4 separate regions of the Mus musculus genome follow, and regions 1, 3 and 4 are each linked to region 2. Evidence: chromatin loops called from intact Hi-C (ENCODE). Cell type or tissue: left cerebral cortex. All regions are shown on one strand. Region 1 has its middle 160 kb from the start of Pros1. Region 2 holds the start of Epha3 (Eph receptor A3). Region 3 has its middle 46 kb from the start of 4930453N24Rik. Region 4 has its middle 86 kb from the start of Pros1.

Region 1 (8,000 bases), 850 kb after region 2:
CTAACCAGGCTGCCTTACGTAGCCACAATAGAAGAAGATGCAACTAAAGCCACTGCAACTTGACATGCCAAGGTGGGTTGATATCCATAGGAAGACTTCCTTTCTCTGAGAAGAAAGGGAGGACAGAAAGATGGTAGGGCGGTAAGGTGAGAGGGAGAGACTGGGAGAAGAGGAAGGAGCAGAAGCTATGATGAGGATGTAAAGTAAGTCCATAAAATTTTTAAAAAGCAATTTTTCAAATTATTTCTTTTCATAATAAATTTAAAATATATTAAATAATTAAATTAAAATGAATAAATGTATTAAATTAAATAAAAATTAATAAATTAAAATTTAAAAGCAACACACACATATGTATATATAATATAGTATATATATATATATTAGTTCTCATTCAAGGCACTACAAAAAGACTGTAGGTTTCTCTTTCATTCATTCTAAATAGAAGAAAGTTGTATATTTATCCAAATTTAATGAATTCAATTTATGAAATATGTAGGCTTAAAAAACAGTTTACATTTTATACACGTAAAGATTACTCACAATATTGAAAAGGTGACTAAAAATTTGCTACCAATTCTAATAGAAAACTAGAAAACTTTGATCTTTGTACACTTAGGTGAAAATTCATTTTAAAAAATAAGTTTCATGGACTTATTTGTGAACCAACCTATGACTATTTATTTATAGTCTTTCTCTCCAAAAGAAGGAGATTATTTAAAAATCTATGTGAATATCTCTGAAGCATTAAGTTATGTAACTATTGAATTTTTTTTCCCCAATTATACTGCAAGCATGAGGGGTGGAAAGGAACGCCTGCCTCTGACGAGTCATAGAGTGACATATTTGAGTGCAGAGTATTGACCTTTGTCTGTTGTTGGTTTAGAGATTGTAGCCGATTTCCTTCTGTCATCTTAACATTGTGCTTAACTACAAAGTGGGTATTCAGGATGTCCAAGTCAGCCCTCTATATAATAAAACCCGAAGTCTTAAATCAAGCATCACGTTTGCTTCCAGAACTGCTTCCATAAAAGAAAAGGCTAAGATGGAAACTCTTTGGGGCAAATTAATTCTTATCATAAATCAACTGCTACCTTCACTGAGTCATGTTACCTGGTCTTTATTACCTGTGAAGGTCCAGCTTTTCACTCTGCAACGGTTGTGGCAGGGGGTGGGGGTGGGGGTGGGGGTGGGATCCATTTCCCTTAATGGGACTAAAAAAATCTATTGGCGTTAACAGTAACAGAAGTCTTTATGTGGTTATGGGAATAAGGGTTGATTCTCAGTTATGGGAATAAAGAGTCACTCCCTGAATTAGCAGCGGTCTCTAACTGTGGGTTTGGAGAAAGGAATGTGGGGAAAGAACAAGGAGAACAAAAACAGAAGAGACTTCTACCTGGAACCCATTTCTGCTTAGTCAATGATTAGAATGTATAAATATGCGAATTTGTTTTAATTAATTTAAAGGCAGCTTTTCCTGTCATTAATTCATGCTCACAGGCCTCTAATTTATCACACAAATTCAGCATTTAGGGCTACTATCCTGGCAGAAATTTATTCTGGAGAACAATTTTTTAAAAAAAGAAAGAAAATAGAAGTCAGAATAAGCCTTGGAGCTCTCTGCTCTCTTCGTACTAATCAAGTATGGAAATTCAATCACCCTGAGGCTTCTTATGAGCTGGCGGTTGCCATTAGAGAAAGGGGGGAATCTTTGGATGAAATGATAAGCCTTTGGGTTTGCATAAGATTGAGACCCTCTGGCAGAATGTAGACTTGTGTCAAAATATTAGCATGGTCAGGGAGAATTGCTGAGTCCAGTAACTGCAAATGCTGAGACTCAGAATGCACGGTAACACCGACACTAAGTTCTGCACAGAATTGTTCCCTGGATGTGACTTGAGTAATAGCAATACGAATATTTTTGTTTTGTTTTGTTTTAATAAGTCAACGAGCTCCTTAGGAGTTTTCCCATTTTTCTTTGTGCAGGTTTTCCTCTTTGGTGTAAAATTTCCTTATTATTGACAAGACACATTTGAATATTCTTCCCCTCTGCTCTCCGTTCGAGAGAAGGAGAATAAGAGAGTCACTTACTGAATTAGCAGTGTTCCCTAACACAAATGTGGAGAACGGAAGATTGGAAAATGGAAAAAGGACGAAAACAATACAGATCTACCTGCAGCACATTGCTGCTTCCCCAGTGAGAATGGGATGGGAGAGTCTTGACATTCCAAAGTCAAACACAAAATTTGCTTTGCTGTTGTGAATGAGCTCATTGAGTCAGTCACATAATTTTCTCTGGCCTTGTCCACTTGTGGCATGTCACTGCTGTCTTAAGGATCCATTAGGCGAGTAGGTGTCAAGTTTCTACCACTGCCAGGACCTTCAGGTATTTAATCAGCTACTATGTTTCAAATGTTCCCTGCCACACAGCTATACTAACTTCAAATCTTTGCTCTTCTTCAACACATAGCACCTACTAGAGCATCTACTTAAGTGTGCTCTAATAGTGGAGAAAGAAAGGTGACAGGAACTGCACTCTTCTTATTATTGGTAAAAATCTGTGAGACTTCAGAGTTACCTCTTACAAATTAGGTGCTTTTCCCAAGATTGGATCTGTTTAAATGTCACATGCCTTTCATGGGCACCATTCAGATTAGAGTCCATACCCTCAAGAGAGACTGTTAATTGATAACTGCCCACTCATTTGGACGTGATGAAATAAGGCCTTTATACTGTTAGACCAAGTGAAGAGGAAATAAAACTAATTAATGACAAACACTTCATTATTGTACAAGCATTATAGGACAGTGAGCAGAGAATGATTCGGGGTAAGGACAATGACAAGAAAATAGTTCAGTCAAGATGAAATAACAACAAACCAAGGGGCTAACAAGGATGTATTATATCCAGACCAGTGCCAGTGCAATAAACAGTATAAGGTAAAAGGGTGGGTGTCTATAATAAGGATTTCTAGCAGGAGAGCCAAGTTTTGATGACTAATTTATCAGATTGTTGGAATTAATAAATCATAAAGAACATCTAAAATGCTTGGGAGAAAAGATGTGTGGCTAGCTACATAGATAACATATTTTTGCTGTTTTTCCTAATTTACCATAGTACCATTCCTCCTTGGTCACTTAATAAGTGCCAATGGCAAATGGATCAATGCCAGTTAATGGGAGAAAGAGATAAGCCTGTTATTTCTTCAGGAGTCCAGGAAGCTGTGTGGAGCCTGTGGGGGCTGACTTGGCTGTGACAGCTACACAGCGCCTCCAAGTGTTCAAAAAGTGAACCTCACCTTTGATCTCAGCATACTACAGTGTATAGCAAATATATACTAATTATACATCATTTATGTATATAAATTCACATATATCACATATAATTAATGTATATAGCAATTCACATATATCACATATAATTTACTATAATAATTAAATCCATCACCTTTGCAACAAACTTCGGTGGTAATTCCACTAAAGAGTATGTCTGCAAAACACAGTGGTTCATATACATGAACATAGAAATGTGTCTTGTTAAGTTTATTGTGGAAAATATGGCATTAAGTTTAACATGGAGAACAACAAATCCAAAATATATTTATTTGAGAACTATGCATGGTTTCTAAGTCTATCCTTCCTTTCTTTCTCTGATTTGTGCTAAACAATCAGGAAGCATCAGAATAATTGTAGAGTTAATAAAAGCTCTAAACTACCATATTTACTTGAATATCATGTACAGTATCTTCCTTTTATAATAAATGATTAAGGGGAGGTCATTGGTCTTTGGACATTGTATTTTCATGAACATGTCATTTTTCTCCACCAGTAAAAGTCGTTATGATATAGGTCCTTCTAGTGTATCAGTGCTCACTGAGTTGAATTTATCTAAATCAAGAAAATATAATTGTTGCCATCTGTGCGCAAAGTGCTGTTCTAAATACTGAAAACCTGAGTAGATAAAATGTAATCCCTTCTAAGAAGCGAGGAAGGATTCAGTGGAGAAGACAAACTTTAATTCTTTAATTCTTCTCCCAAGAAGCAGGGGAGGCAGGAAATAAAATAATAGGAACTATCTTCATTGGTAAGTCTTTCTACTTATAATAGCATCTCCTAAAGCCATCCTTTCTGCCAGGTATACCACAAATCCAGACACCCGGTGAGTAATTGTCATCTTCTGGGCATATGCTCAGAATGTGGAGGATAGCTTAATTCATTGTTTCATTGTTGCTGTCACTTATTCTCTAGCTTTCAATAGAGGCTCTGAGGTCACCTCAGATAGAGAAAAACAAGGCATCTATGAGGAAAGAACACTGGATACACAGACTCCTTAGGAAAATGCCCTGTCAACAGAAGGGGAGTCCCTTGGTCCCTGGGAAGTTTGATGCCCAGCGTAGTGAGATGCTGGAGGGTGGGGCAGGAGAGGGTGGGTGGTTGGGGGAGCACTCTCATACAGGCAAAAGGGGGGGGGAGGGCAGATGTGAGATGGGGGTGGGGCTGTCAGAGGGGTAACCAGGAAGTACGATAACATGGGATGGCGGGTTGGTGGAGGGGGTAAACGGGAAGTGGGATATCATTTGAGGTGTAAAGGAATGGACTGAAGGAGGAGGAGGAGGACAACGATGAAGAGGAGGAGGAGGAGGAGGAGGGGGAAGAGGAAAGAGAGAGAGGAAGGAGGGAGGGAGGGAGGGAAGGAAGGAAGGAAGGAAAGAAGGAAGGAAGGAAGGAAGGAAGGAAGGAAGGAAGGAAGGAAGGAAGGAAAAAGAACGTTGTTTGAGCATTCGAGCTGTGGAATGCTGTGAAGGCTGTAAGTTTCAGTGCAAGTGTTGGGTGGGATGCTCCTGTCCTCCATTCAGGAGAAAAGCGATGCAGACAATGAAATAACACTGCGCTAAAACTGGACACATAAATGTTGTACACGGGCATTTGTTCATGTAAACTGACCCCTAGCGGTACAAACTAGTTACTGAAAGGCCAGCAGTCAGGAAACTGCATTTGAAGAAGTAATTACTTTCTTCAATCTGCAATGCCACACGTTTTTCTAAACAAGGACCTTCAAGGGAAAACACAGTTTGTCTCTAAGATTGTCTGAAACTGTAGCCTAGTAAACTTATAATGACTTATAAGGAATTAACAAGGATAAAACCAAGGAGACGCTCTCCTCTGCAGGACCAGATATATAATAATCCTAGGATGCTCCTATTGTTCGTACCAATCTGAGAATCTAAAACCATATCTTAAAAAAAATCTTTATATAATACAGAGTTTCAGTGGGGTATAAGATGCACATTTTGTAATTAAAGTTTAAATTTTTGGAAAAAAAATCTTTATACATAGTTCAGTAATTTATAAATCTTCATGTGTGATTCCAAGCATACTCTTTTTCATTTTCAGTTTTTATTTCAGCAAATTTGACAAGCCACAAAATAATCTGGCCATTGATTATAAGAGACCATCTTTTTTTTATAATAAATAGTGAATTTGTTATTGTTGTATTATATACAGTGATAGCTTTTTACTGTAAAATAACAAGTTTGTGTAAAAGTCAAAATCATATTTATGGTTAGAAAAGCATGAGACACAGAAAATAATAATTTTGTAAATAGCAAGACCAAGACAAATGGCCTATCCTCCCTGTGCTAATGCTTACAGTAAAAGATACAACTGTGGAGCTGGAAAGCAAAACTCACCCATGGTGTCCAAGGGAGAGGTCTCATGTGACCTTTTACTTTTTACCAAATGCTGTTTTTTACATTTTTTTCTTGACTTCCGGGAAGGAAATTGATAACATCATTGCCCGTTACATATCCTTACCTCTTTGCTTGTCGGAGAGAATTATCCACATCTTCTGTTTTTCTCCCCTCTCTAGCAGAGAAGTACAGGAGTCCCCTAGGAGGAAATGATAGCCACTCAACACATTCATGCTGAATTCTTGAGTGAATTCATTCTTGGGTGTGCCGATCTATTTTTAAAATGATTATTGCTGTTGTCATACGAATGGGAAAATATGATGAGGCCCATCATAACATATACAGAAAATTAATCTGTTTGTATCCTTCACTGCAGGCTGTGTCAATAGTAAAGGATATAAAACTCACATCCCTGATAACTAACTCACAAGGAGAACAATAGCGCATGAGCATGCCGTTTCTAGACTCCAAGACCTGTCTTGAAAGAGTTCTATAAAATTCACTTTCTAGAACCCAGTCCTTAACTCATAACTTCTAAAAGCTGTTGCTAACCCAGCATAGAAAATTACCTAATGGAACACAGGGCCCCCAATGGAGGAGCTAGAGAAAATACCCAAGGAGCTGAAGGGGTCTGTAACCCTATAGGTGGAACAACAATATGAACTAACCAGTAACCCCAGAGCTCGTGTCTCTAGCTGCATATGTATCAGAAGATGGCCTAATCGGCCATCATTGGGAAGAGAGGCCCCCTTGGTCTTGCGAAGATCATATGCCCCAGTACAGGGGAACGGCAGGGCCAGGAAGCAGGAGTGGGTGGGTTGGGGAGCAGGGTGGGAGGAGGGTACAAGGGACTTTCAGGATAGCATTTGAAATGTCCATGAAGAAAATAGCTGCCCTAGCCTCTGTGATCTCAGGTTCATTATTACCCAAGTCTCAAGTATGGGTTCTGTCTCATATACATATATATATATGTATGTATGTGTATATATATATATATATATATATATATGTATATATATATATGTATGTATATATATATGTGTGTGTGTGTGTGTGTACATATATGTATGTATGTATATATGTGTATATATATATATATATATATATATTATTTGGGGTATACAATTTTTATATATAATATGACTCTCACTCTACATGCGGTGCATGTGTGTACATATTTTAAATTTTCCCAAAGAATTGCGAACAACCCCTTTTCCTGAGCTAAAAAAGCAAGCGCACAAGATATGGATCTCAACAAGTTACCTTCTGCCTTGGAAATTGGGTAATATCAGTCATGCTGGTTCATCCAAGATACCTCTTTCCTCATACTTTCTGCTCTTCAGCAACTTTAGCTGTGTTTTTTTAATAGTCTCTGCTCTGAGGCATTTAATTCTCACCGTCCAAATCTTTGTCTATGAGCCTTTAATTCACTTACAAAAATGCCACAGATTACAACATCCATCAGCAGAATGGTAGTCACAGGAAAACCAGACAAACGCACAAATCGGCACAAAAGTAAAAGCTTCAAACATGCAGTAAGAGCAAGAGGGAAGAATTGCAAGGCAAACAAAGAAGGACTTCCTCCTGATGTCATAATTGCAGGTCCCACAGAAATCCTCTAATCGCCTTGCTGAATGTAAATATGTTCTTGCCTCATAGGAAAGCCATGTTGATGATCTATCACACCAGACCCAGATGGAACAAAGGAAAAATGTTCTCTAATTCACACTAGAGAACGAACAAGAGGGCTTAAGTTTAATATCCACTAGACCATAAATAAATCTCTCAGGTACCGTTGCACTCTCCAGTTAGAGTATTTCAGCATGTGGGTGACTCAGTCACTGGGGGATATTATTTGTAACAGGTCTTGCCTGCCCTTTCTCCTACAATGCTCTATAAAGTGAAGAACAAATGTATTCCCCCTACAGTTAAAAGTTTGGGAATTTAAACTATCTACCCAGAGGTAGATAAATAAAACCTCACTTTCTGAAAGCATTCAAGACTTCCTTACATCTGCTTCATTTCCATAAGGCAAAGAAGAACTAATGTAGAAAAATCCGATATTTTAAATAATTCTTTTTCTGTCCGGTAGTTTTTCCTACACAAGTCAGGCTACAGGCATAAGCCTGCTCATTCTCTATCCAGAAGACGTCCACTGTCATTTCAATGCTGTAAGAGCTAAGAAAGTTTGATTCTCTCAGGCAAAAGAACTGCCATGGAATTTCAACTAACTTGCCTTGAGATCCTGACAGAGAAGTTTATTAGGCAAACCATGCTTGTCCCAGTTCATCTCTGACGCCAGGCCCCATGA
Region 2 (8,000 bases):
GATGGCTGAATATAATATTGTAGTCCACAATACTTGTGTGCATGTTTGTTTGTGTGTGTGTGCACCTGTGTGTCTATGTGTGTGTGCACCTGTGTGAGTCTGTGTGTGTGTGTTTGCATATGTGTTTTTATGTGTGTGAATGTGTGTGTGCACATGTATGTGCATGTCTGTGTCTCTGTGTTTGTGCGAACTCTAAGAGCAAATGAAATATTTAAGATCGTTAAAACATGAAAAGAGATGAGATGTGTGTCTGTACAATGTTACAAGTGTCAAGACAAGTAAAAAAGCAGTACCAGCCCTGGAATCAGAATGCAACCAACCCAGAATTTCTCAACTGTCCATCTGTTAGGCTATGAGTCCTCGGCCAATCGGAGTCACCGTACTCAGAATCATTCTTCAGATATCCTGAGAAGAGGAGGCCAGTAATCAGAGGACAGCTGTGACATTGGCCACAGTTGCAGAGTGCAGGGCAGAGGCAAGGGTTTATCATAGAATTTTCCACAGCCAGTGCTCACTCATTTATCAGGAACTTGCTTGCCTGTGAAAACTTTCAATAGTTTTCTAATGAGTTCATCTCTCCTAGCTCCGTGTTCCCATTTCTGCCAAGAGATGTTAAAGATCGGTATGTGCTACAGCTTTTTCTTCAGCCAACTGGTCTTCCTGACTAACCTTTCCTTCCATGTATATACCTGGCTATCTTTGGAAACGCATAATTGCTAAGACAACAACCCACCTAAGGTCTCTGTCCCCTGATAGTTCATTTCCCTTGACTTGATCTTGGGTTATTCCTACTAGACTTAACATAATGGTCTCCACCATTTTCTCTCCTCAAATCATTTTTTTTTGTGTTCACATAAGAATTTAAAAGGCTACATAGACACCAGGATCTTCCATGTCTTAAAATAAAACTATTGTGAAGTTTTGCCAGCTTTTTTTTTTCTCACTTATGTTGGTGTGGCTTAAAATTCTATTGCTGCTCAGGATCATACAATCTAGACTGCACGTTGGCTAGTGATTTGTTGTTTTTTTTTTATAAAGTGTACTAAAACTTTTTAATATGTCAGACATAAGGATAACATCTTAACCATCATATAACATTTACACTATCCCTAAATGATAGCATATATTGGGGTCAAAATCTCACCAAAAGAGAGCAGACAGTCCAACTGCATGTAGACTGGCTTGAATGAGGAGCTCTACAGGTGACCTACAGTGACAGCTATGTCAACCACAGGAGTGCTGGGGTATTACCTCCTCTCACTATGGCTATTTTTTAAAGTAACATTCTTCCTGTTTTTAAAGTGCAGATTAAGACTTCTATAGTCCAAATCACCCCCACAGTCCTAGGTCCCTAGCATTCTTAGAATCGACACCAGGATCCGTCCATGATGTCCTCTCTCTTCTCTGCTAATCTGACATCAGCTCAGCATCTCTGCTCTAATAACAGAAGTCTGTTTCCTCCAGGAAGCTGGTTGTTCATGGTCACTCTATTTCTGACGCACATTTCAATGATACCCACCATTGCTGCCTTTCCTGGATATAGTTCCACTGCTATCTCTTTCAGGAATGTTCCTCTAACTGCTAAGTTGGGTGGCTAACTCTGCTATTCTTGAAAAAACAAAATGTAGTTTCTTCCCCATCTAGGTCCTCATTCTTTCGGTTAGCTCCTAGTCCTAACCTGTCCTCAGCTTTACTTTATAAATGACTTCCGATGTAACTGTTCTGTATTGGACTTTTTCCTCACTCAGCAGTGGGTTCAGTCAAAAATGTCTGGGTTACAGTGTCCCTTTCAATGAGGATTGTCAGCCCTTCCACACCATGTGACACAGCCCTGGTTTATCCTGGGATGATAATAATTTCCTAAACCTCAGACAGAATCCATTTATTCCTCTGCTTTTGGGTTTGCTCTCTTTAGCCTAGAATAGGTTACGAACACATTGACTTGTGGCAAGGAAATTCTATGCCATTTTCAGTCTACCCCATGGAGAATATTTCCCCAACAGCCACCATCAACTCTGGCTTTCCTCCTGTCCTCTGATGCTATCTCTCTTCCTGACAAAAATACACTGTGTTGCATGCATGTTGGGGTTTTAAAAGTATTTCCCCTCTATTGGACATCACTCTAATTTTGTTTATGCTCCTTCTGTCTACTAACAGTGTCTTCTGAACTCTTGAACTGTTAAATGTTTACCTCTCCTTATATTTCAACACCACTTTTTGGGGAGGACAAGAATCCATTGCAATCATGTCTGTACTTCCAATCTTACTTGCTAGTCTGTCTGTTGACCTGAATTTCTTTTCACATCTATCTAAAATAATCCTGAGATTATAAATCTTTGCAACTTCTTTTTTCTTCCTTCCTTCCTTCCTTCCTTCCTTCCTTCCTTCCTTCCTTCCCCCCCTCTTCCGTCCCTCCTTCCCTTCTTCCTTTCTTTTTCTTTCTTTCCTTCCTTTTACTTATTCATTCCTTCTTTTTATTTTAGAGGCAGGATTTCATGTAGCCCAGGATGTCATATAATTCAGTGTGTAATGAGAAGTTTTTCTTCCTCCATCCTCCAAACGCTGTGTTACACACCCTGCCTATGTAATACTGGGTGTAGAACTCAGGTCCTCATGCAAGCACTCTACCAACTGGGCTACACTCTCAGCTTTGGGACCTCTCTTTTTCTGCTGTCTTTTTGGATTAAGGAGTCTACAACTGAGACATCCTAGATAGCTTACATAGTGTGCCTAGCTCAGGCATTGCTTTAAACTCCATTTCTGCATACTTGTAACATTGTTCAAACATGAACAACCTTTTCACCATCCCAGGTGGTTGTTAGATGTTAGATGTGAAAGAGAAATAATGGGATAGTGAGAGGAAAGGAAGTAATACGTTCATAAAGACCAGCATACCATCATGACCTTTCCAAATGCTTTTAAATTGCAATCTGAAATAAATGTCATTTCTTTCAAACTCTCAGTAAAAAAAAAAAATCATATCCAGCTATGAAGCAATGTAACTGTTGTGGAACTGCAAACATTATGAGGCAATCCCCACTCTCTCCATTTTCTGGTCAACAAACCTTATTTTCAATGGAGTCAGATTTAGCACTGGTGGGCTCTACAGCCTCTGGTGGCCTAATGTGAGAAGGAGTTAGGGAGACAAGTCTCTCGAGGAAGTGTGAACAGAATCAGTCTCTTCCATCTGGCTTCTTCAACCCAACCCATCTTTACCAAACAGTCAACAAAGAGTATCAGAAGCCATTAGCCTAAATTCCAGGGTCATAGAAAGTGGAGTGCTTGTGAAATACACATCTTATTATCAGGACCCTTAAAAACCTACTCCGTCTCCCTTCTCAGGGCTCTAACACTGATCACTGGCGTTAACGTTGTCAACCTAATTTTCCGTTTTGAAGCCGTGTAAGGAAGTCATCTTGCTCCTTTTCAGGATAGGCTGAGATGGATGGGTGGTTGAGAGGGTTGGTGAGGAATCATTTTCTGGGACCTATTTCAAAGATAATTCAAAAGAGATCTTAAAGTAGAAATTGGATAAATTACATGGCTGAAGTAGGTTGCAGTGAGGTTGTTCAGCATGAGACCGTTTGTAACCATCATGCAAAGTAATTTAGCAAGTCCAAGGACATTGTTCTCTAGGAAATACTGGATTTTTCAGCGTTAAAAGAGCAGCCTTCAAATAGTCCCAGATTAGTGGCAGCTGGAAGGCAGAACAGGGAGCTATGAGTTAATCTCCGAGTCTCACAAAACAGGAAAGTTCTAGTGCTAGCTAGTTGTAGGCAGGAGCATTCCTTGTTCAGGACTTTCGATTTATATTGCAAATCCAGCAACCATCCGATGGAATGAGTGGTAGTCTGAAGCTATGGCTTTGGCTAGGATTGTTCCTGTCCTGGGAGGGCAACGGCTATTTGCCAGTGTTCAGAACCTGACTGTGACCTCTCTGTTTCAGCTGAGATTGCTGTATCAAATGCCTTTAACAGCCCCAATACCATGTGGTAGACTGAGCAGTCTACTTTTATCTTGTTGAATCACTAAGAGGACTGTGAACACACAGAACACAGTAAACGGATTAATTGCAATGGTCTTTGTCGTTCTACAATAATTGAATGAACGTCTTCCACTTTTAAAAACAATACTACTTTTTTGAACATTAGTTTCAACTCACAGTACCTCTAATAGGGATCTTTCAGAAATAGGCAACTGATCAAGTATAGCAAACAAATAGCTGCCTTCCCGTGAAAACGGAATGGCTCCCAAGACTCTCCGTCGCTGTCGCTGTCCCAGCACATCTTCTGGCTTTCCTACCCCACCAGCAACACTCTCGACCTCCACCCCTCTGCGTTCTTCCGCAGCTCCGTGGAACGGAGCTGGCTGCCAGCCATGGGGCTGCCCTGCTCTTCTTCAGCGCCCGCTGGCGACGGCACTAGGACCCAGAGAAGTCCCCGAGCGGGGTTCGCAGAAAGGCAGCCAGACTCCTCCTTATCTCCAGTGTCAAACTTGACATCAGACTGCGAGCGGAGCATGGTAACTTCTCCAGCAATCAGAGCGCTCCCCCTCACATCAGTGGTATGCTTCGCGGAGATATGCTCCTCTCACTGCCCGGTGCACCAGCAACATGGATTGTCACCTCTCCATCCTCGTCCTGCTCGGCTGCTGCGTCCTCAGCTGCTCCGGAGAACTGAGCCCACAGCCTTCCAACGAAGGTAAGCCAGGTAACCGCGCCGCTCCCGCCGGAGCGGAGCCCACAGCCCCCGGACGGCGCTGTTCCCTGAGATGCCCAGAAAGCAGTGGCAGCGAAAAGATTGTTTGCCCAGTAGCAATCCCAAAACACTTTTGGGGGATGTCTTGGGATTGTAGAAACCTTTAAAAATAATAATAAATCTGTTTTTAATCTGATAGCGAGCGATTCAAGTGATTACCACATTTACCAATTTGAACCAGAAAGAAAGAAAACCTTCGGTTTCTTTTTTTCTTTTTTTCTTTTTTTAACAACCCAGACTGTTAATTGCCAAATAGCCAAGGCAGTATTTTATTTTCTAATTATGACCATGTGGTTCTTTGAGAAGTTTCAAAGAAAAGGCTAGCCTCTCTTGAGATCCCCGCGGTGTGTTTTAAAGATAATGACAGGTTGCTCCTGCTTACACCCTTTGGCACTTATGAATGGACTGGAGAGAAGGGGGCTCGTTGGACCCGAGGTGTTTGAGTGCGCGCGTGTGTGCATGTGTTTATGTTACAACCGCCTTATTGAAGTGCTGTGGATCCCGCCGGGCGATGCTGTGCTCAGCGATACAGGTTCTCATGGGTAGCATATGCATGCCACATTATTAACAGCAGTGATGGTTCAAGGGATATACAGTGAGCTTAAGTTGGGTTCTTTTGTAAAAAGGCCTTTCATACACATAGAAGGATGCATTTAATGATTGATTGATAATTAGCTCCTGGGTAGATACAGTAAATAACAGACTAGCAAATTAGAAAGAACACTCATGGAAAGCTAACGGCATTTCCTTGATGCTGGATTAATTATTGTCAGTGTAACGGGCATCCTTGCATTCTCAATGGATCAAAGTGTAAACCTAATATTGAGAATATTTGTTTTCGTGGATACTGAGCAGACTCATGATATTTTTTTCAGACTTTTCATTATCTAGTTTTAATGATTTGTGAATACAAACTCTTAAGACAACTTCTCTGAATAATTGATTGCCTTGCAGCAACACTTACAACTTTAATTTCCTCTTAATGATTTTGAACATTGAGAATTGTATCGAGCAAGTTAACAATAGAGGACAGCTGAAGTGCAGGGAGCACAGTAGCTGTACAACACTCACTTAAAAACGTTTTGTAGAGCCAATGTTGTAGACATTATGCTTATGCCCATGTGAAAGAAAAATGTATGTAAACCCATTAGCACAAAGACCGCTTCCCATGTTTGGTGACCCACTTTCACGCTAATGGGACAGTTTAATTTTCTTTCCTTAGTGCCTTGGCTGCCTTTATCAGTCTGACTGGTTTTATTATTTTTTGTTTGCTTTTCAGTAGAGAAGTAGTGGTTTTTTGTTTGTTTGTTTGTTTGTTTTTCTTTTCATCATGAAGATGGGAAAACTGATTTTTTCCACAAATCACTTATTTAGTAATACAAATTAAAATGTTCACTTAAAAATAATCATCAGCCATTCTTGAAAGAAAGGTCATCCTGAGTGGTCATCTGCGCATGAGTAACACAGCAGTATGTTAAATTCTTTTAAAATATTTTTCTCAATATATTAAAATACTAACAATAACTAGAAAATAATATAACTGGCACTTTTATTTATTTATTTATTTTTGCTGAGTTGTCTTTTTCCAAATAGAATGTGTACGGACTACCCAGACAATGATCTCACTGAATTAGTGATGTGTAGGATAGAGATGAACTTACGTTTATGGTCAACTTAACCTCACTTTAAATTGCAAATAATAATAATAATGACCTTAGTTTTATTCATACTCATATAAAAGCAATGCCTATTAATTTAATGTAATAAGTATAATTAAATCTTAATTACCATTAAACCACTTTATATATGTATAATTGAATAGTGTATGTAAATAGTCATGTATTAATACCATAGAGCTATAATGGTAAAAATACTTATAAAACTAATATAGTATTTAATTGGCTTAGCTGAAAGTTTTATGTATCTATTGTTCACAGGATTGGTCTTTTCAGACACTATCATATGGCTGTCTCGCTCTCTTTACAAGGATAAAACAAAAGTTAAAATGATTAGTTTAAGTTAGATAACACTTCAATGAGACTTTAAATATTTATCAAATATCTTGGCCCTAAGCAGTTGAGTTGAGTCATATGGGAAGTGAAAATTTCTGATCTGTGCCACAATTTCCATGCAGTAAGCTGGACTCATAGATAGAGTTAAGATAAAGAGAACCAGATAACGTAGCTTTCCTATATAGCTAAGATAAAGTCAACCAGTTAATGCTGCTTTCTTGTTTCATCAGTAGTTTGAAACCTAAAGCTATATAGGAAGAGGCTATATAGGAAGCTATATAAAGAGCTCCTTATATATAAGAAAATAAATTATACTTGAAATGTGATGCCTAACGTGCTTTAAAACTACAGAAAACCTGCAGCAACATATTTACTAACATATATTCTCCTATCTATCATGGGATAGACATGACAAAGTTGGATGAACAAAACCAGGCCATTGAGCTGATTGCTAAGAAACTCATCTTTATGGGAGTTTTAACAAAAAAAAAAAAAAAAAAAATGAGATGGCTAAATAAAACTATTGAAATTCCAGGAGTCCAAAGTAAAGAAAAATAACTTAAGAGTTTGCGTGAATGTCCCAGTTCATCAGTTAATTATGTGACTTTCTAATGTGATTTTGATAAAGTGACTCCAACTGCTACTTTGCCTCCATGGTCTTGTGGATAATATAGAGCTGTATGATTCCGAGGATGCCTTAAAACCTTGCCTGAAGACCCACGCAGAAGGTAGTAAAGAATTTGTTAACAATGATCAGTTCTTTCCACTCACGTGGCACGAGAAGAAAATTCTACTGAGAAATTAGTTACTTCTCAAAGTAAAATTAGTACTGGACAGTTCTGTGTGGGACAGCCTTAGGCTCAGTTCTGTGTGGGACAGCCTTAGGCTCAGTTCTGTGTGGGACAGCCTTAGGCCCATTCTTCCTTGCAGGGACTCAGATCATGGCAAACAGTAACTTTTGAAAGATGTTAAAGCTTGATACAGAGGGAAGTGATCAACCTTCCTTAGCTCACCCAACTTTACAACTGCATGAAGTACTCTCTATACATACTAAATACTTGTAGCTGTCTGAAGCAAAATGGACTGCTTATTCAATATTATATGCAACATATTCCATCGAACAGTTTCCACAAATTGTATTCACACCTATCCTTTGCATTATTTACACTGAAAATGAGAGTTTTTTTTTTTAATACAGTTCAGTAAAATTCAGTCCCCATACCTAAATACT
Region 3 (8,000 bases), 860 kb before region 2:
AGGCCTGGGATGGAGAGCGAAGCTTGGTAGGATTAAATGTTATTTTTAGAACAGGGAAAAAATCACTCTCTTAACATTTATTCTCTTCAAATTATTATTCAGGACTGTGTTAATTACTTTTCTTTTATTGGGTTACAACACCATGACCAGAAGGTATCTAGGAAAGAAAAATTTTATTTCAGCTTATCCTTCCAGAGGAATAGAGTCCCTTATGACTTAGAATGACAGCAGAAATAGAAGACTGCATGGTTATGTTTCATTTCCTCACAAGAAGTGGCACAGGGGGATATGAGAGAGGGAGGGAAGGAAGGAGAGAAAGAGGAAGAGAGATAGATACACACACACAGAGGGGTGGAGAGAGAGAGAGAGAGAGAGAGAGAGAGAGAGAGAGAGAGAGAGAGAGAGAGAATAAACTCTCAGCCCATTCTTCAGTGATATTTCCTCCATCAAGCCTGCATCTCTTAAGGGTTCCATAAACTCCCCAAACAGTGCCACTAATCAGCAGCCAAGTGTTAAGATACAGGAGCCTGTGGGGCCATTTCTCATTCAGACCACAGGGGTGCACTTTAAAGAACAGGTTTGAATGGCAATGGGCATTGGTGAACAAGTAGGACCCCTCTTCAGGAAATCAGATTCTTTTCTGGATTTGACTAGCTGAGTAGCCATAGAAATAAAGCGACTGCAAGTGTGTATGTGTTCAGGAAGAAGTCACAATTGGCATGGTTGTGGGGTGGGGAATGGTGGTAATGACCAAAAGGAATGACATGAATAGAAGAAAAGAAGGATGTAAAGAAGACTATGAAGAAACTTCCGGGGAGACAGGAAATCTGGAGGGAGGCCTAAGTAGAGGAAGTTTTACAAAGATGTTCAGCTTCCTAAAACAACTCATAGAAAGGAGAAAAAAAAAAAAAAAGAGAATCTTTCCCATTGTATTTTTCAGCACAGAAACATTCTTCTTCTTCCTCCTCCTCTTTTTTTTTTAAAGAAGGATTTTAGTGCACTAATGAGCCCTAAATCAAAAGGAAAGGTCATTAAGGAACAATTACAGACAGTCTGGGGAGAAGACTGTCTTCTTAGAAGAAGGTCAAGGGCAATAACTTGGAAGACATCTAAAGTCACCTTGCTGATTTTGGAGGTAGATTAAAGGATCCAAATGGTTTTCTCCTTCTTCCACTGAGATGTGGCTTTTCGATGTTCTCCCATCGATTCTGGATTGGCCTCAGTGAATTGCCAGTCAATAGAATGTGGCAGAAGTTATGCTTGGGGTTTCTGAGCATGAGCCATAAAAGTCCTTTGGCTTCTACCTGGTCTGCTTGGCATAGGCTCCGAGAGTCTGAATCATTGGGCAAACATCTGAGAATGGAGAAGGATGGAAAAGGTCACACTTTCACAAACCCTTGGCTACTATATGGAGAGGTACACCTGGACAGCTGTCCCCATTTAGGGGACAGACTGAGTTAAATCTGTTGTAATCACTGAAGCCTCAGGAGAATCAGTGTGGGGGAAGAAGGAAGAAACCTGGCTGAGAGGCTAAGATGAAGTTAGGACACACAGCCCCTTTGAGTTGCACGGCCATCTTGAACCTACTGAAGCCTCAGTTACTCGAGCATTGAGACACCAATATACTCTGATCCACAGCATGATAAACAGACAGATGGCTCTTCTATGTCCATGTTATCAGGGCCTTTTCCCAAAGGTACCTAAGAATAACCTCATGCACAGTAGTTGTTCATTTAAGATTCACAAAAGTCAACAATTTGCTTTCCCTTAAAAATGTCAAGTATGCATGCTTAAAACCAGACACACAACTACGCCACAAGTAGCATAGTGACAGGGACATCTGAAAATTCATGATGGGCCAGCTGTTATCACTGCGTGACCATCATAGAATGTATTAGTTCCTTTAAATAGCTGTGACCAAGTACCAAAGGAGACAAGACATAGAGAGAAGTTAGTTGTTTCTGCTCATGATTCAGAAGTTTCATTCCATGGTCCCTGATTCAACTAAGTGGCAAGAGGGGCAAGGGTGGTGGGCACCATATGGCAGAGGCTTATTTTATGGTGGGAAAGAAGGAGAGTGTGAGGATAGACTTTAGTTGTAGCATACTCTTTAAACTGAGTCTTTCAGTGCCTTACTTCTTCCCACTGGGTATTACCTTGTGGTGTTCAAGTAGTGTCACCAGCTGAGGCCCATTTTCAGCACATGAGCCCGTGGGGGGACATTTCATATTCAAGCCATAACAGAGTAACCATTACACAGACTCTGATGTCAAAGTGTCTGAGGCCACTGAGGCCATAGGGTTGTATACATGTATACTATCTCCTATAGCTCCTACAACGGTCGCAAACAAAACAGTGCAAAATTAAACTCAGAATGAGAGAAAATGCCAGTAAAAGAAAGTAAACACGAAATGTTTGTGGTTGTGGCATAACATGACATCTTATAGAAGTGTTGTTCATAAGTAAAGGGGATATTTCCCTAAATATTGATAGAAGCATGGAACTGTAAGCACATGAACTAGTAACACAGTTATAGCATGTTTTATGTACTGCAAGCAGCTGTAACACAACACTCTTGTGCAACCTACAGCAGAGCGAGCTTGTATATGCCAGCATCACCACCAGCATGCAAGGAATTTGGTGTGTCATGATGCAGGGGTTACATGCATGGTGACAGTTTGCAGCTCCAGCATAATCCTATAGGATCATTTGCATACATCAATTTGGAAAATGCTGCTATCCTGTACATGACTGTACCAAACAAAATTTGCTTAATATACAAGCCAGCATTTCAATTGCTTTGTTGTCTATTTGATTTGCCAGTCGAAATTAGTAAAGATTTTTATATTATCAACTATTTACATTCAAATTATTAAAAACATTTTAAAATTTTATTCTTTGAAAGTATAATATAATGGCAATGTTTCTTTCGTCCCTTTCTTTCTTCCAAACACTCCCAAATACCCTTCCCTGCTATCCCTTCAAATTTATGGCCTCTTTAAGAGTTTTTTGTTTGTTTGTTTGTTTGGTTTTTGTATCACAAAAACATTGTTCTTTATTCCAACATGAAAACTGTTGTATTTCCCATATCAGGTAAAATTCCTCTGCTTCAGTCATTATACTATATAAAGGCTTCATGTGTTTTGTATAATTTAACCAGAACAGGTTTGTACAATTATTTTATCTGCATTTCCCAGGAAAGAAAATGGAAGCATAGTGAAATTAAGTAATACTGTCAAGGTTGTACCGCTAACACAGAGAATGGCCAGTCAAAGCAGTTGGGCTCCAGGGGGCCTTGTGCTTTTAGGATCTTTCTATCTTTGTCACACACATGTGTTTGGGGTCTTTTCAGCATCTGAGTAAGCAGAGATTGAGTGGAGTCTTTGTTTGGAAGGAGAAAAAAGGAACCTGGAGGGACTTTCCACACGAGGAACACTAGAGAAGGTGTGCACACCAGAGGCAAGGGATGTGGCTGCCGAGAGAGATAAACAGCAAATATCTCCTTTCAGACCTAGCCTAAGTCTAACCCTCACCCTCTGCCATGGCAGGATAGTTGACACACTGATCTGGGTCAATTTTAGGATTCCTTAACACTTCTCATGTGCTCCAGTGTACAGCCTCTGAGTTCCATTACATTCCACACCCAGATACAATTGAAGCATCGAGCTCTCAGATATTCCTCAGCACGCTTGCCCCACGTCAGCCTTCAAGGAAAGAGCACTGGACTGCTACCAAAGCTTTGTCACATGTGACCTAAAAATATGACTCTCGGCGGGACACTTTGTGGCATTCTCTGAATGGGTGACTCCAGCAGGAGAAGTATTATATGTTAGAGGGGACGACTGACTGAGTTGGCAGGAAATAAGTCATCAGCAGGAGAAGAAGAAATATTTTTTTAAAAAAATATGAGGTTGACACTGTCTATGTGAAAGACAGTATACATGAAATTAAAACATCTTTAAATGAAATTATACAAAGAGCATGATGTCTAGTTTCTAAACGTCTACTTCTTATATGGGCAAGGAAACTACTCACCAAATAATGTCTTCAAATGTCTCATATTAAACAGGCTTGCTTTCCAGAATGACATTTCTGATGCTCTGCATCCTTCCTATCAAATACACTGCTGATGAAACTCACTTTGCATAGGGGATATGGTATGATGTGTGTGTGTCTGTGTGTGTATGAAAATGTGAATTTATCCTGTGAAGAAATCAGAGAAGTGCAGATGAAGATGAGGCCATCCAATGCAGGCATGCAGGTACATGTCTTCAGGGCTGAGAAAACGTGTTTTGTGTTTCTAAGTGTGGGTTATGTCAGATAGCACAAAGATCTCTCTTGACATCCATTTTCCTTATGGCACCTTATAGCTTTTTCTGGCTGAAATAGAACTCGACTGTGTGTGTGTGTGTGTGTGTGTGTCTGTGTTTCATTATCTGCTAATTTATGGGACTCTAGGGTGGGTTGTATGTTTTGGCTATTGTAAATGGTGTTGCTATAAACATGGGTGTGCCAGCATCTCTACAGTATGCTGGCATATTCCTTTGGGTGTGTACCTAGGATACACTTGTTATTGCCATAAGCATGTGTATATCATACTCTGGCCAATGCTAAATGAGAGAAACTCCTCTGGCTCTGGGTTGCTTCTATGATCAAGGATCAAGCCAGAGTTCCTGCAAACAGTTCTTGACAATGAGGTTGATGTTAAAACTGCTCAGTAGAGGGCACTAGAAAGTCACTGCTGGAGAAGGAGGCTTCTGGCTAGGGCAGCCAGAACTGCGGATCTGCAGGGTGACTGTGGAGACAGGAGGTGGAACCTGTCTTAGCCACAAGCCCAGAACAGGATCTGCCTTGGCCTGTGCAGCCCTGGCCTGGACAGCTGCCTGTGTGGCAGGGACAGGGTGGTGGTGGAATTGCACAGAGCGGCTTCTGCTGTTAGCCGCTTCTACTGACCACCCATACACCTGAGTGCCTTTGCCTGGCAATGGATCAGCAAGTGTGGAACTAGCTTTTCCCATAAACTCCAAATCAGTATGGCTCAGAGGGGACTTAAACACAAATATTTGCTATTCTGTCTCTGGAAAAAAGTCTTTCCAACCACATCTGGCTTCCTTTGCTTATCTGTATCTTATGACTATTTTTATTATAGTTAGTATATCCCATGTTAAATATTCTATATTGAACCTACTTTATGATTTATGTAGTTCTAAACTGGTCCAGGCAGTTTCAGGGAGATTGTTACATCGGTCATAAAAAGCAAAAAGGAATGAACCCTGACCTTTTCTGTCTTTGAATACCAGGATACACCATCCCCTAGAACTACAGCAGTCATTTTTGGCCAGTGGGAAGAGAGAGATATGGAAAGACATTAGGGTTCTCTCTCTCTCTTCCTCTTTCTCTTCTCTTCTCTTCTCTTCTCTTCTCTTCTCTTCTCTTCTCTTCTCTTCTCTTCTCTTCTCTTCTCTTCTCTTCTCTTCTCTTCTCTTCTCCTCTCCTCTCCTCTCCTCTCCTCTCCTCTCCTCTCCTCTCCTCTCCTCTCCTCTCCTCTCCTCTCCTCTCCTCTCCTCTCCTCTCCTCTCCTCTCCTCTCCTCTCTTCTCTTCTCTTCTCCTCTCTTCTCTTCTCTCTCTGTCTCTCTCTGTCTCTCTCTGTCTCTCTCTCGTGTGTGATGTGTAAATAGAAGATCAGAGGACAACTCTTGGTGATGCTCTTCAAGAGTCATCCACATTTCTTTGGAGTCAGAGTCTCTTGCTGTTCTGGGGTTAACGCCCGATCCCCAGTGTAGGGGAATTTGAGGGAGGGAAGGTGGGAGTGGTTGGGTGGGGGAACACCCTCATAGAAGCAGGGGGAGGGAGGGATAGGATAGGGGATTTCTGGGGATGGGGACTAGGAAAGGGGATACCATTTGAAATGTAAATAAAGAAAATATACAATAAAAAAGTTATATTTTCGTTGAAAAAAAAAAAAGAAGAAGGTTAGGCAGTCTGGTCACTCAGCCTGTGGACCTGTTTGACTCCATCACATTAGCACTAGAATCACAAGCTTGACAACTGGCTTTTTACATAGATGCTGGGGCTTAAACTCAGGTCCTCATGCTTGGAGGGCAAGCAGTTCATCAACTGCACCAAGTCCTCAGCTCAGCATGGTGTTTTGCTATTGCCTTGAGACTACCTACCCTACCTGCAGACTTCTCTGAGGCAGGTTGAACTGCTATTTGCTTTTATAGAGAACAATAATAAGTGACATTAAAGACCTTTGTGTTAGTCCTTAGAATGCATCCCAACCGTGCCCCAGAAAATCTAGAACAGCCTCTTTTCTGTAAGGCATTCCTACAAGCCAATTCCCAGCTTCTTTACTTTCAGTGCAGGTCTGTATTTAGAGTTACTACACAGATATAAAAGAAGCATAGATTTGAAGTCTATGGCAGTGTACAGCCTGCATCCTATAAGGAGGACCTGCAGTTTTCATCCCCAATTAATGAGAAAACTTTCTATAGTGGATTAGGCTATAGGACAGGAATCGACTATATGGCCTTTGTAGGTGTATCGGTGAGTCCCAGATTTTGCTTCTGTTTTGGGATGTGTTGGTCACTGCAGTTTCCTTTTCTCACTGTGACTTCCCCAAGGCTCCCAACCCTCTCAGGATCACCAGCCCCTCCCTTCTGGATCTGGTGATTTCTGTGTGAGAGAAGCAAAGTTCTTAAAATAATCCATCCCATTCTATCACAGCTAGTCAACCTCCTCAACCCCTCCCTGCCATGGATAGCACACACAGGTATTGCTCTCACATCTCTCTCATTGTCAGAGCTGGCTTTCTCCATCTCTGTTCTTTTTTATCTTTTTCACAGAGTGACTTGCTCCTATAAAATGCTGCTTCTATTCTGGGCTTTCAGGGAAAAAGGCATCCTTTTGAATCTTTTCCCAGACAGATCTGGTGGCCTGCGTGAATATACTTCCAAATTACATACGTCCTCCTGTGAATAGTGACGGGCATGTTTTCCTGCTGCTGCCTGGGCAATCTAGCGACGGCAAAGTTAACATGACTCTACTCACAGGACAAGAGTTTACCACTCAAGGCTCAGATGTTTTAATAAGGAATATTGGTTGCTTGGTGTTTGCCTCAAAAGAAATAGGGTCTAGGGCTTAGGTAATCTTTGAAGGGCAGAAAGAGAGCGAGAGAGAGAGAGAGAGAGAGAGAGAGAGAGAGAGAGAGAGAGAGGAATGGGGATTTCTCTTGTTTCCTACCTTCAATGCCCTGATCAGGGATGCTTAAGAGCACATGCGAGTGTCAAAAAATGAAGGAGTGATCCTTTCTGCCTAGCAGGATGAGAGACCTGCTAAGACCTCACCTAGAGGGAGCAGGCTCTGTATGTTTAAATCCCCTGCTTGCCGTGCTATCATTACTTACTTAATCTTAGGGCTGGAAAGAAGAAGACCTGCAGATCTCTGGGCTGGAGGCCAAACTGGTTCTACATAGTAAGTGAAGGTGAGCCAGGACTACACAGAGAGATAACCTTCCTAAAAAATAAAAGTTTTAAAAATTTGTATAGACTTCATATTCTACTTTTTATTTTTGATAAGTTTACTTAATTATAGATATATAAAATATAGCTCTGGGGGTCGTCGAGACAGCTTAATGAGAAAAAGCATGCTCTGTGTGAACTTTATGACCTGAGTTCAATCTCCAGGACCCATATAAAAATGCTGAGGTTGTGGTATACATCTACAATCCTAGCACTTCTGTGGTGACATGAGAGAATTGCTCAGAAATGTATAGAGCATCTATCCTGAGCATGCAGCCCAGTGGCAGAAGCAAGAGAGACATTGCATCTAAAAGATGGAAGGAGAGACCTGATAGTTCAAAGTTGTCCTCTGACCTCCAAAATGATGCCCCACCTCAACTCATCCCCCCCCCATGCATACAATAGTAACTTTAAAGAAGTAGCCATCAGATTTTATGACATTTAGAAAAATCAATATATATTCATACGCATAGGTGGGG
Region 4 (8,000 bases), 920 kb after region 2:
GGCTCATTGTCTGAGAGACCTCAGGAGTCCAAGTTAGTTGAGACTGCTGGTCTTCCAATGGGGTAACATTCCTCCTCAGCTTCTTCCAGCCTTTTCCTAATTCACCCACAGGGGTCCCCAACTTCTGTCCATTAGCTGAGTGCAAGTATCTGCATCTGACTCTTTCAGCTGCTTGTTGGGCTTCTTGGAGGGCAGCCATGCTAGGCTCCCATCTGTAAGCACACCACAGCACCAGCAATAGTGTCAGGCCTTAGAGTGTCCCCTTGAGCTGGATGCCAATTTGGGTCTGTCACTGGAACTCCTTCCCCTCAGTCTCCTCTCCATTTTGTCCCTGAAGTTCTTTCAGATAGGAACAATTCTGGGTCAGAGTTTTTGACTGTGGGATGGCAACCCCATCCCTCCACTTGATGCCCTGTCTTTCTGCTGGAGGTGGGCTCTACAAGTTCCTTCTCCCAACTGTTGGGCCTGCAAAAACAATTTTGCAAGTAAAACTTTAAAAAGACCTCAAATTTCAGGTAGCCTTTTTTTTTTTTGAATCATGACTCTGTAATGATTCTTGTATTTGTTTCAATAACCACTATAAATATCTCAGATGGTACGTATTTTCCACTTCCGTTTATACATCAAGAAACCCCCTTAACTTGTTAGACTTGGAGTCCTAACTCTGTGAGAAGCAGTGCTTTGTGATTGATCTGTCTGGAAGCACTCCAATTACGTAACCGTAACTGGCCATTAAACCCACTCAACTTCTCATTCAGCCGAGTGAAGAAACATCAGCCTAAGAACGTGAAGGAGTTCCAGTTTTTCCCTATTGCTAGACTGCTTTACAGAAAGAGCTGTACAGTTGCTGCATGATAGAAAACAATTACATGCAATAAATGATAATGACTCAGAAAGAATGAATTCTTATTTAAAGCACATTATGGGCCACTTGTGAAAAACGCTGCAGACTCCAAGCAGGATGGAAGAACATTTGAAATAGAGTTGCTCCTCTCTGCACAGGAGCTGTTCCGTGAATGCATGTGCTTAATGCCATTATAAAATATCACTTCCGATGCCTGCCTCCCTCTATTTGCCGACGGTGTACTCTTCAGTCACAAAGTTATGATTCATATATATCAAGTCACTTAGCACTGCTGGCAAGTGTTTGCCAGTCTGGAATATAAAACAGAGAGGATAATAAAACCTTAACAAGCAGCAATAAAACTAATGAAATATAATCTCAAATATACTACTCTAATGCAGCCAGAAAGGAAACGCCATTATCCAGTCCTAAGGAAGAGGAAATGGAGCTAGCTCCGTAAGAACACATAGTCACTGTGGCAGCACGCCTCCTGTCTGAATTAGAACTCAGAGAATATTCAGACTCATTACAGCGTGTAATTATCATGGCCAAACAGCCAAAGAGGGCAAGATGAAGAGGCAACAGCCCACATATGCTTACCTCAACTCTGGATCGAAAGCAATTGACCTGAAATGTTGTTATTGTTAAGACAGGCAATCTTTCATGCTGAAGAGAAAGTTCAGGATAGCCAGAATGAGCAGCGTTGAAGAAGTCAGTTGTGACTTCCAAGATCAATATGTAAGCAGGCCGCAAGTTTATTTACATACGATTTACATGTGCCTGTAATAACCATGCAATCTAGCCCAAATCACTTCAGATTGCTGTCATTATGGTGTCCCTTGAGGCTGCAATTTGACAATAGCTCATTTCCCTATTGACTTTTTCTCATTCTCATCTGTCCTGGAAAACCTTCCATTCAAATATTAAGAAAAAGATGAAAAAAAAAAAAAATTGGGGAAGAATGCCTAGGGAAGGAGGGCTGAGGAGGGAAGGCTGAGAATGGAAAAGCACAACTTGTTCTGAGCCCAATCTCCGTGGCGTTGATGCCCTGTCCACACAAGTGACAGAGGGGAGTGGAGAAAACGACAGACACCAGACTCAGCCAAAGATGAAATCACAGCAGACAAGATTTCACGTTCTCTGAACAGACACCCACTGTGGCTATGCATATGGTGACGTCTGTGCGGCCAAGCAAAGGGAAACAGATCAATGACTGTCTGTTCTCAGAAGCATCGACCAGACAACCAGCGGCTTTCTGCGTGTTTTGCATGTCCAGAAGATATTTGCAAGACTTAAAGAAATCTGTACCAATGACCGTGTATACCTACCCCCTCCCCACTCCCAGTGAAACTCAGAAAACATGGGAGTTCATGGAGGGCCAAATGATGAATGACAAAGAATGCTGTTCAGGTCTGTTTAAAATCAACAGCACTAACAAGGAAGTGAAAAGTACTGCATATAGATTGGAAATCAAAATCAGAATTTATGTTATCCGGAAGAAACCAGTGAACTAACAGAAACATTTTCAAATTAAATGAACCCAAGGCCTGCGAACTTCCCTACTGTATGCTGCATAAACTAAAATATTTCTTAAACTATTCACAGGTAATACAGTGCTTGAAAATACAACAATGGAAATAATGTATTCATTAAAAATGCATGAGTAAGTCGAATGATTTCCTATTTTGTGCCTGTACTTTAGGAACAAATATGAGAGTTAGCGCTCATATAAATAATGAAACACATCTTATTTACTTTCTGTTTCCTCGTTTATGTTTTAAAATATTTATGCTCCTATTTATTGATTTTGTTCTCACTTGGTTGATACAAATATTGACTTCAAATTTTCCCCCTTTAAAAAAAGAAAAACAATGCTATTTTTCTACCTGCCCTGAAATGTCAGTGTCTTACTAAGTCACTTATAATTCAGTGTGATACTTTTCTGGGTGTCCTGAATTAATTCTACAGGAAAAAAAAGACTTTTCGTAGAAAGGAAGTGATGAAATTACAAGAATTTTCATAATTGAAGAGTTAATATAGTTTCTTTTATATTGAAATATAAATGTTTGATCATGCTTTACTTTAAAAAGAGAACCAGACCCCTTTAACACGTGCCTGCTTTTAGCGCTCTACGGTGGAGTAATTCTCAGTAGGATGGGCATAAATTCACAATACTTTAGTATGAAAAATGTTCTGTGAAGTAGGAGAATGCATTCGCAGTTCAAGCGCATAATTTACATTGTTGAAACTTACGTGCTACTTTCACTTATACGACATTCGTGTACCGCCCCCTAGTGGTGGCCAAACATGCTACAACCAGTCCCATAAACCTCGTGGTTTCTTGTTTTGTTTTGTTCTCTTCTCATGTCAGAAACCATAGAAACGAACCGAGAAAAACAGGTTACCTGTACTATTCTGATCCCATAGATGTAAGCCGAAGTACTTCTGTATAAACAAGATCAAAGTGAGTGTTTCAAATCAGAGACAAGTTGGTTGACCTGATAAGATCACAGGGAGAGAATAGCATTTCGCGTGCTAGGGCTGTTTAATATTCTGAGTAGCTTGTACAAGAGGTCTCTCAGTTGTTCAAAGTTGCATTATTCCTAAAATTCACTTTCAAAGTCACAATTACAACCAATCCACTGCTCCATAAACCATGATGCCTGTATCGAAAACCAGAATCTGATTCATGAAAGGAAAAGATAAATAAATGCCTTTGTCAGGAGTGGGCCGAAGGGAACAACATTAACTAGGGATTACCTAGATCTTCCCAAAATATCTTTGGGAATATCTTCCCAAAAGCACACAAATGTTTGCCCAGCTTCCTTCAGTCAAAGGTTTAAAAATTCCCCCAGACTTGGACTCACACAAATCCTGATCAGAATAAACTTATATAAATAGATTTATCTAAATCAAAGTCACAAGTCAAAGTCTGTATTCTAAGGTCAAAGCTGAGAAATCCAAGATTCAGTTTGATAATGGGATGACTGTGGATTTCAATGAAGAAGTTTTAATTTATGAAAGCTTAAGTTTTGTTTCCCTAAAGGAAAACATTTTGGTCTTTTTCATTGGCTACTTTATTTACTTGTAAATGTTGTCTATCCCCTTTCCTTGTTTCCCCTCCAGAAATCCCCTATCTCATCCCCCTCCCCCTGCTTCTATAAGGGTGTTCCCCCACCTACCCACCCACTCCCACCTCTCCGCCCTACCGTTTCCCTACCCTGGGGCATGGAGCCTTCTCAGGACCAAGGGCCTCTCCTCCCATTGATCCCAATAAGGCTGCATATGCGGTAGTGAAGTTCTGTTACTGACATCCCTCATCCAAAAAGGTGCCCGATAAAATGAGGTAACTTAGGTTTTAGCTGATGAAAAAGAGAGAAGAGTCTTCATTTTAACTCTAATATTTCAATCCTTTTACATATTGTTTCAAAATGTTATTTTTAACAACTGGTTTATAACTAACGTAAAATCTGAAAGTGTGAGTGAACTCCAAAGGTCAAAACCCGAACTCACTTTTTTTCTTTTCCTTCTTGAAGATCAATCACAGGTTTCTTTTTTCCTTAGATAAGAGATGTAAGATTCTCAGCAGATATAAAATCAGCGTGAACAAAAACCGAAGCATAAATCTCTTCTCTCAAAGCTTCTCTCATAGTACAGCTCGTTTAATACAGCGATCTTCCAAAGCGTGTATAGTCTTATAAACTGTCACATATACGAACATGAGTCTCATTGATCTTGGGTAGAAATTCTTATCTGAGTATAAGAAGAAATGGAAGGAACAAATACCATCTAGTAAGTAGATCTGTTTCACTAAAGAAAGAAAAAAAATGTATTGCTCGCAGGTGGAGGGCTGCGGCTAAAGATGAAGTGCACATGGTTAGTTTCGTCGTGTTTGTTTATTGTGGGAAACAAAACACATTCAGCCAGTAGACAGAATTTAGTTCATATGACTTCGCGATGAAGGGTGGTAAGGATACAATGAAAAGCAGGCCGCACGTTAATTGCCTATCAGTTGCAAAACACTCTAATTTAGTCCCCATGGATGCTGTGGCAGAGGTAGCATAGGCCTCCAAAACGAAAGTGCCCTGAATCTACCATCCTTGTGGAGGACGCGGGGTATGACGGTTCAAGGATCTGGCTCTGGGTTATCTAAGCTGGATGAGTGGGCAATCTGGTAGACATGTCTGTTGCTTAAGGAAGAGAGGGACTGGAGGCATTAAGTAGAGAAACTCTCCTGAGATGGCTTCAGCAAGAGGTTTTTGTTATATGCTTACAGCTGCTTTGTGATAGTGAAAATATACAATGAGATTACATACAGAAATCGAGACGACACATTTTTAAAATTGCGACCAACTTAAAAGAGAATGTTTGTATTTTCTGCCTTTGTAATGAAAGGACATGGGCCTTATTCTCATTTCCTATGGGCCCTGTAATGAATTATCTCAAACTTGATTGACTAAATACGTCTTTCTGTTTTGAGAGTCCCTGTCACCAGCTTGCCTGACGGGGCATGAAGCATCTGAGCCAATGTAATCACAGAGCAGGACATGTTTGGGGGTTCACAACTGCTGTGCTCTGCAAGTTCCACAACCTAGCAAATGGCCAACAGCATAATGTGTATTCATATGTTGCCGGGTCTGGCATGGCCTTGCTGGAAACAAAATGACATAGTTGTGGCCCCTGGGACAGGGATAGCCAATGTGGGCCTCCATGAATGAGCATTGAGGCTGCTGTGGGCATAAGGCTTGTTTGTATAATATTTTACATTCTTCCTTTAAGGAATGTCCTCCCTGTTAACGTTAATGACCCCATGATAATCAGAGACAGCAAGAGCCCAGGAGGCAAAGGTGGAGCTAAAGTCTTGGGAAAATGGTAAACCCTGGGACCTTCAGGACAGCCCTTACAGCTGTGGAAAAGAACGCTAAAAACATGGATTTAAAAATGTATAACTTTTCAACTATGCAAAAACTGAGCATTATATGAGGGGCTTCACTAGTCTAAAGGAACAGAGGAAGCTATACAATAAGCCTGCTTGTCAGAAAGATACACAGAGAGGCAGTTACCAATACCAATGCAGGTGGATTTCTGAGTTCAAGGTCAGCCTGGGACAGAGCAAGGTTAGATCCAGGTGTGGTAGAAATAGTGATATCAGGACTGGGTCCCACCCAACTAGCTTCTTATCTGTGTTTAACTGGCAGGCAGATCTCTGAATTCTTTGCAATGATAAAAAGAAAATATGTGCTTGTAGTCTACTAAGAATCGGGTTGGAGGTCACAAGATTCATGAGGATAAACAAAAGGGAACCTGGAATAAATAACTGAATTCATATGTAAATAAAAAGCAGCGAGGCTTTGGGCTTGGATAAAATGAGCTAGCAAAAGTGACAGCAGTTAGTTCCTCTTTAGAATTTTCTCTAGCGAGAGCTGAGCTGTCTGGAGATCTCAGAAGAGCAAAAACAGCTCTTCAAGAATATTTTTCTAACATGTTTCTGATTTTAGTAAGAAAATCCATGGAGAGCAGAAACAGCTCTTTTCGAATTTTTCGTATTTCCCTTAGAATTGTTTCTAACAGGATTTCTTGCTCAGAAAATCCCAAGAATAACTTAAAGAGCAGACCCAGCTCTTCTAGAGTGTCTTCTAGCAGCTACGTAGAGAAGGCTGTCTGAAGAGCTAACACTGCTCTTTTAAAATTTTTTTTCTTGCTTTCTGATGTTGATCGGAAAACCCAAGAATTATTTTTAGAATTTTTTCGAGAACGGGATTTCTGACTTGCTCAGAAGATCTAGAAATTTTTTATAGTAGCTTTTCTGACTTTGGTCCAAAAAACCCGTGAGCTATCCAGAGAGCTTTTAGAATTTTTGCTAGCAGAGAGAGCTGTCTCGACCAGAGAGTTTTTAGATAGCAAGAAAAAGCTGTCTAGAGCAGAGCAGAGCAGAGCAGAACAGAGAGAGAGGGGTGGGGGGGGGGGAGACAGAGAGAGAGACAGAGAGAGACAGAGACAGAGACAGAGAGGTCTGGACAGCCATCTCATCAGAAGCCAGGTCACCAGCTTAGACTCACGACTTGACACATATGTACACTAAGCACCATAGAATGACCTTAAATATCAATATTTTCTGCCATATGAATTTTACTCATAAAAACTGAGTCCTGAGAAAAAATGAGAGGGTGAGTCACACAGTCAAGGTCAGAATGAGATGTTAGACAAAGATGAAAAAAGGTAGTGATCTTCAAAGAATATGAGCATGTGTTTTGGTTCTGTCTGATTTACAAGCATGAAACAAAATTAAGGCTGAAGTATGAGTTTATTTTTAAAGGCAGCAGGGAGAAAGATCAGGACTACAAGAAAAAATATAAAATGTACAGAAATACGGAGTTAAGCCACGGCTTTTAAGTCAGAGAGAAGAAAATAGGTCTGTTAAATGTAAATAGTTTTGATTATTTTCCTTTGTGACCGGGTAGAGAGTAGAGTTCACTCCAGTTATTCCGGGGAATGTCAGAGTTATGATGAAACATGAAAGAGTCTTTGAAAACAATGACAGGTCCGGGCTGACATGAGTCGAGGACTCCCTTTGAGACAGCGCTGGTATGATTTGTGGGTGTGGGATGTTCGACGGGAATATGAGTCATCTGTTTTGCCCAAGATGCAAAACTCCAAGAAAGAAAAGAAAAAACGTGATGCATGTTTGCAGGTCGATATCTTTCTGGCTGGGTGATATCTCTTTAGTGTCCTGTGTGTTTCCCTCTTAAACCTTCTGGTTGTGGTCGTAAGCAAGGATAACTCATTCTTCTTTTTTTGAAGAGAGAAGACAATCACAGATGATGTCCATGCCTCCTCTTCCCTCTGGGTAATGCTCTACTGTAAATACCCAAAAAGATTTCATTATTAAGATACTCTTCTTGAAAAAAAAATGGTAGCGACGTTTTTTCTCAGCAAGCAAAAAAAGCATCTACAAAAATTCACGTCTCATTCCTATTTACTTTATTCCTTGTTTCTCCTCCAATCTCTGCTTGCACATCACATTTCTGATGTGCCAAGGTTTTCCTTGACGTCATCAGTATTTCAGCACACAAAGAGATAGTCCAGAGATAGGTAGAGATCCCAAAAGAATAAGGGAATATATTTACCCAACTTTAAGTGTTGGTAATCTAGCTGG

Evidence for each region. A loop is a pair of places that touch in the nucleus more often than their neighbours do. Peaks named below come from ENCODE experiments on the same cell type or tissue, not always from the same donor. Only the 100,000 strongest peaks of a DNase experiment are listed, where the experiment ranks them.
Region 1: it touches region 2 in a loop (2.2-fold over the local background); 3 of 42 quality-filtered maps call a loop at or near these places.
Region 3: it touches region 2 in a loop (4-fold over the local background); 21 of 42 quality-filtered maps call a loop at or near these places.
Region 4: a loop joins it to region 2, with 5 times the contacts of the local background. A loop is called at or near these places in 8 of 42 quality-filtered maps.

Annotation. Positions count from the first base shown.
Region 1 is chr16:63,011,598-63,019,597 of GRCm38, reverse strand. No RefSeq gene overlaps it. Among named protein-coding and RNA genes, the nearest start is that of Pros1, 160 kb to the right of the region's middle. In left cerebral cortex, CTCF peaks have their summits at 3,275 and 4,964; DNase peaks (open chromatin) are centred at 3,248 and 4,935.
Region 2 is chr16:63,860,660-63,868,659 of GRCm38, reverse strand. It overlaps Epha3 (Eph receptor A3), which reads left to right and starts at 4,485. Exons shown (of 17, transcript NM_010140.4): 1 at 4,485-4,700. The coding sequence starts at 4,613. In left cerebral cortex, CTCF peaks have their summits at 2,907 and 3,115; DNase peaks (open chromatin) are centred at 4,009, 4,473 and 5,239; H3K4me3 peaks cover 2,538 bases; H3K27ac peaks cover 951 bases.
Region 3 is chr16:64,720,659-64,728,658 of GRCm38, reverse strand. No RefSeq gene overlaps it. Among named protein-coding and RNA genes, the nearest start is that of 4930453N24Rik, 46 kb to the left of the region's middle. In left cerebral cortex, a CTCF peak has its summit at 4,720 (motif pointing right); DNase peaks (open chromatin) are centred at 4,737 and 6,905.
Region 4 is chr16:62,935,940-62,943,939 of GRCm38, reverse strand. No RefSeq gene overlaps it. Among named protein-coding and RNA genes, the nearest start is that of Pros1, 86 kb to the right of the region's middle. In left cerebral cortex, a CTCF peak has its summit at 3,144 (motif pointing left); DNase peaks (open chromatin) are centred at 2,054, 3,133, 6,327 and 6,654; H3K4me3 peaks cover 513 bases.